Linked DNA regions of Homo sapiens: region 1 is linked to region 2. The links are chromatin contacts, found by Hi-C in ENCODE. All regions are on one chromosome and are shown on one strand. The core of a region is the stretch at or near the end of the contact, and the rest is flanking DNA. Distances in the headings are between cores, read along the strand shown.

Region 1 (2,960 bases), core at 131-2,630, 5.3 Mb after region 2:
TAGGGAATTGAAGGCCAGTAATAAAACTCAAAAAAAAAAAAAAGCCTGAATCTTCCATCACACCACAAAATTATAGTTAAAAACTTGTCAAAAAGACCTTCATATTTACCAAGGATTCAGCCAATTAAAAATTATTACTGTCCTTTAGATTCCTACTGGTTTCTAGCTGAAGTGTTTGGGTTTTTGTTTTGTTTTTTTCACAGCTGTTGTTAGTTTCCACCGTTCTTTCTTACCGCACTGAAATCCAGTAAATCACTCAGCTCTTTGTCCGTCCCTAAGGCAGCCATTCGCTGTTGGTGATGCATTTTAGCAAAATCACACAAACCTAGAAACATGGAAATAACCGCAATCAGAAAATCCAGTCCCAATCCTTGGAGAAAACACAATCGGATTTTTGGAGACTGGGGGGTTGGGGGTGGGGACGTGGGGGCGGGTGGGATTAAGGTGGAAAGGAGGAAGGGATGGGAGACTTGTTGTTGGGTTGGGTTTGGTTTTGTTTTTTTAAGATGGAATAGGCAGCAATAGCAAAAAAAAAAAAAAAAAAAAAAAAAAAAAAAAAAAAAGCGATATTGTATTTCCAAAGAGACGATCAAACTGGTAACATCCACTATAAAACCAAATCAGGGAAAGAAAAAAAAAAAGCCGCTCTTCAGCGCATCATTTTATGCAACAGGAGGTAGAGCGAGAAATGAATGGATCACAGAGAAAAGAGAAACTACTGAGAACGATCCGATCTCAACTTTCCCCCCACCCTGCACCCCACCCCCCTCGCACACTCACACTCGCACACGCACACACACTCGCACACACCACTCCCCTCCGCTTTTCAAAGTAGCTATCAAGAAATTAAAGATGAGCGTCTCTGGAGTGAAAACACGTCCAAAGGGGGAGGGGTGGGGTGACAGGGTTGGGGGGAGCGGAGTGGAGGGTCGGGTCCTCTAATTGTCCAGCACCCTAATTTGTGAAAGAAAGGGGTTATAAAAATTAAAGTCAGGCCCCTGGCAAAGTCCTCGGTCCCTCCGAGGGGGCATCAAGGGGAGGGGCGGGGGGGCTGGCGGCGAGGGGGAGGGAAGCGGCGGGAGGGGAAGGGGTGTCTCTTCTGGGAGCGCCGGGCGCCGGGAGCCCGCGGCGCGGGAGGCGCGGAGCCGCGTGCGGGGCCGCCGAGCCCGAACCCCGCGCCGCCGGGCGCCTCCGCCCCGCCGAGCCCCGCAGGCGCCGGTACCTACCGCCCGCGCGCGAGAAGGGGCTCTCCGTGCACCGCCGGCGCCGAGGCGGCGTTCATGTCTAACCGCCGCCGCCACCGCCGCCGCCTGCTCCTGCGCCCGCTCCCGCGCCTGCTGCCTCCCCGCCGCCGCCGCCGCCGCCGCCACTACAGATCCGCAGACACACAGCCAAGATCCCTGACTCTTAACACCAACTCTCTTCTCCGGGGAGGGGAGGGGACGGAGGGAAGGGGGGAGGGGGAAACACGCCGAGGCGCACGGAATTGCAAGTTCAGCAAAGAAATGGGTGGGGGGGCTCCGGCGGGGAGACGCGACTTGCTCCGGGTCGGGCAGGCTAGGATGCATCCCCCTCGCACCCACCCCGAGGGGAAAAAAAAAAAATCTCAACACCTCCCCCGCCTCGCCAAAAAATACAAACGAAAATTCATCGAGCACCTCATTTTTCCTCAGATCGTCAGTTACAATCTGAAGCCTGAACAGTTCAGTTTTTGCCCGTTGCATCCCTCGGAGGCACTTTGAAATTTATTCGAGTTTACATCCCCTCACTTCTTTCTTTCTCTTACTCTCGTTCCCTCTCACTCACACATCCACACACGGCAAAGCAAGTTTATACTAGGCTGCAAATACACGTGATGCAAAAAGACTTTGCCAAGAGGAACAATATTTTTCTTTTTCGTCTATAAATCAAGCCACATTTTCCTGGGGAGATTTTCGTTTCGGTAGTTTTGCGTTGGGGGCGAAATCTGAATTGCATACTTTCTTTCCCCTCCCTTTTAAGTCACAGAATAGTATAACTGCAAACTTCGAAAAAAAAAAAGGGCAATTTTTGGGGGTGGATGTTGTTTTGTTTTTGCACTTGAGTTCCTAGGCACGCTAAGTCCCTGTTCGCCAGCACTGTAAGTTTTTAATTCAACATTTACCATTATAGGCCCTGCATGCTCTTAAAACATACTTTTTCACATCACTTTTTAGGATAAAATTTAAGCTTCATAATTCTATCGTTTCGTAATAACAAGCGTGCTTTATCCGGTATATGCAACATAAGCTATTTTAACGTGTGTTTGAAAAAAAAAACACACATTCTACAAATCCTGGTATTGCTAGATGTGCGAGTACATACACAAAATGCATGCACACACTTTTTCCCATTGGCAATTATTTAATAGGTTGTCCCTTTTGTTTTAATAAAACATCGGGATCGACATTTTAAAAATTAAATTCAATTACAAACAGTTTACTCTGACGGCAAATTGAAACGTTACCTTAAATGGCCACAAATATTCTCACAATATTCCAAGGAAAGAGACTTTAAAAAGAGAGACAAAAATCTTCTGCAAGTACTTAGTATCTCACATGTGTATCCCCAAAAAGTATTTTAACTGGTACTCAGTCCTGCTCCAGGGATATCCACAGATTACAAGATTATGCACCTGGCTCTGGTTTTTGCATTTTCCACCATAAAACTGCAACAAAATTCCCTCCCCCAAAAAAGAAATCATTAAAAAAAAATCCAACAACTTTTTCTTATTGTTTATAAAAAAAAAAATGAACACAGGATAGTTATAATTTTTCCTCAAACAATTCTTGTTGGTGATTTTTTTTCTTCTCTCATAAAGTCTTAAACTTGTTCCAAGTTTAGAGGTGTCTCATCATCATCATCCTCCTCCTCATCATCATCACCATGGACTCCCCCGTGGAGTCACATTGATAATAATAGGTTTCCCTGAAAGATACATT
Region 2 (2,766 bases), core at 245-2,744:
TGGAAGGGATGAGGGAAACTGAGGCTCTAGGAAGGGACAACACTGTGCCCCAGGCCACACAAATCACTGGTATCCATTAGTGCTTGCCCAAGCCCTAGGACCTGCCACAGGCAACCAGCCCATATATGGAAAAGAAACCCCTCATATTCTCACCCCATTCTTTCCTATTCTGGGCCTAGGATATCATCATTCCTCAACCCAAGGATCCCTGTTTCTTATTCTCAGTGTCCTAATCCCCTACTCCTCTCTATCCTCAGACTGACAACCCATCATTTCTCCTCACTGCCAATCCAGAAACTTTTCATCCTTCCCCCTCATTCCTCCCTGTCACTGACCTAAGGGCCTCTATCCCTCTATTTTATCACCCCAAGACCCCCATAGTCCCCATCCTCAGCCCCAAAGGGCCCCATTTCTCTTGCCCTCACTACTTGACTTCAGTAGTCTCTCATTCCCCCCTTCCTTGACCCAGGAGTTCCTAATTTCCCTCCTTCAGTGTTTTAACCACTCCATTCCTTCTCTGCCTGATGTCCTCTTATCCTGCTACCTCAGTGTTACAACCTCGACTTCCTCTGCGAGACACAACTGCTCCAACCCATAGCCTGAACAGCCCCTCATCTTTTCCATTCCTCACACTGGAAGCCTCCCATGCCTCCCCTTCCTCAGCCCAAGACCTCCCCCCTTATTTTTCTTCTCCTTCAATGTTCTCACCCACAATTTCTCCCTAGTCTGAGCTCCCAAACCTTCCTCTACAGCCAAAAAGTTCCCCACTTCTCCTCCTTACTGTTCTCATCCTCCATTCCTCCCTTATCATCCAGAGAGACCCTAATTTCTCCCCTCAGCATTCCGAACCCTCCTCCATTCTCTCTGTTCTTGTCCCGGGATCATGCCATCCCTAACTGTCACCATTCTGATCCCCTACTGCTCCTCGTCCTCTATATGGGGCCTCCTATTCCTCCCTTTCAGCATTCCAAAGCCTCTATTTCTCCTGTCATCAGCCTGAGGGCCCCTCATTTCTCCCTCTCAGAGTTCTGAACCCCCATTTCTCTCTCAACTTCAGATGCCCCGATGTCTCCCTTTAGCGTTCTGATCTCCACCATTCCTCTCCGTCCTCGTCCCAGGATCCCGACACTCCTACCTGTCAGAGTTCAGAGCTGCATTCCTTCCCGTCCTCAGCCTAAATCCCCCCATTTCTCCTCGTCAGTATTCCGACGCCGCCATTCCTCCCCCTTATCGGCCTGAGGGCCCTTCATTCCTCCCCGTCAGCGTTCTGAGCCACAATTCCTTCCCATCCTCCGCCTGAGCGCTCTCCACGTCCAGCCCCAAGGCTGTCTCACCAGTTTGGCACCAGGCCGGTATCTTCCGCCACTCTAGGCCCGTGGACCCATGGCGAGGGTCCCTCCTGCACCTCCCGCCTCGCCCTCCTCCCCTTCCTCCTCCTCCGCGGCCGCCTCCTCTGAAGCGGTAGCTGTCGCCTCCGCGGCTGTTCGTTGCTCCCGGAACCGGAAGTCCGCTGCCTGCCTCTCGGGCTCCGCCTCTGGCTAAGCACCTGCGCACTATTGCCTCGATGTCGCGTGCCCTTAATAGGGAGGCTCCCGCGCCTACGGGCCGGCGCTCCGCAGCGGTGCGCGCGCCCCCCTGCCGAGAGCCAGTTGCATCTGCGTGCTGACGTTCAACGACAGCTAACCCCTTCGAGGGACTGGCAGTTGCGGCTCTCCTCGCTGCCCATCTAGCTGGCGCATGCGCTTTCCAGCCTCAACCTGAAGGGAAGCGGTCGGGGAGGGCTTGCGCCTGCGCCCTCCCTTCCCTCCCGCGGTCTCCACAGCCGATACCGAACGCGGCAAGGAAGCTGCTTCGCGCCTGCGCACTCCCTGGCCCTGCCGGCGCTCTCCTCTCCCACCTCTCGCTGGGGTCTATCCTGTGTTCGTGGGTCCCTCCGAACATCAACCCCAGGGGGGGTCGTGTCCCGCTCCCTCCTCCCCGCCGAACAGCTGTGGGAGCGCGCGGGGCGGGGAAAGGGGCGGTGCCACACCGCAGGTAAACTGAGGCACGCGGGAGGGCGCGCCCCTGCAGGAGGCGGATCCCCAACGTGGGGCTTGTGGGGAAAAGGCGGGGCCTGGCGTCCACAGCGGACGACAGCTCTGGGTGGGAGACAGGAGCATGCATGGGCGGTGTCACCACACTGAAGGCGCGCTGCGTAGACCCTCTGCCCGTGGGAGGCTGGGAATGTGGGTCCCTGGGCTCTCGCGGGGTGCAGGCGCCCCCCATCTTATCCAGAAGTCTGGAACAGTTGCAACCGCAGCAATGTGGAGACAGCTTCCTTGGTTTCTTCAAAATTTTATTAACAAAACCCAGGGAGAGGAGGCAAGGATGAGTGGACTCCGCAGCCCCACCAGGCACTGAACATGTCGACGGGGACAGTCCCTCTGATAAAGGCAGATGGGCGGTCAACCGGTGGATGGGCACAGGGAGAACCGGAGAAACAGATGAGTGGAGGAACGGACACACGGGCACCGGGCGGCTCCCCCATCTGGAATGCAGGGTGTAAGGGGTCCGGGCCAGGAGGCTCAGCGGTCGGCACTGGAGCGCAGGTCGGTAGTGAGGGGATCGTGCTGGATCGTCTGGTGCAGCATCAGGGCCAGCAATCCCGCGCGGTTTGTCATGGCTGTGCGCACATTGCGCTCCTGCTCAAACAGCTCGTCCAGCTTGTACCACTGCCAAGGGAGCGGCAGGAGTCCTAAGCAGGAACACCTGCAGCCCCGCCTGCCC

Evidence for each region. A loop is a pair of places that touch in the nucleus more often than their neighbours do. Pooled maps may share reads with other maps.
Region 1: a loop to region 2 is called in a map of naive thymus-derived CD4-positive, alpha-beta T cell, with 19 times the contacts of the local background. The contact joins the promoter of TCF4 here to the promoter of MBD1 in region 2. A Hi-C loop is called at or near these places in 1 of 168 maps with a recorded cell type or tissue (naive thymus-derived CD4-positive, alpha-beta T cell) and 8 of 50 pooled maps.

The regions. Positions count from the first base shown.
Region 1 is chr18:55,586,812-55,589,771 of GRCh38, forward strand. It overlaps TCF4 (transcription factor 4), which reads right to left and starts at 1,381. Exons shown (of 20, transcript NM_001083962.2): 1 at 1,227-1,381; 2 at 234-325. The coding sequence starts at 305.
Region 2 is chr18:50,280,029-50,282,794 of GRCh38, forward strand. MBD1 (methyl-CpG binding domain protein 1) reads right to left here and starts at 1,495. Exons shown (of 17, transcript NM_015846.4): 1 at 1,335-1,495. It overlaps CXXC1 (CXXC finger protein 1), which reads right to left. Exons shown (of 15, transcript NM_014593.4): 15 at 2,319-2,711. The coding sequence ends at 2,565. RefSeq lists silencers at 1,228-1,307, 1,318-1,427 and enhancers at 1,573-2,153, 2,154-2,734.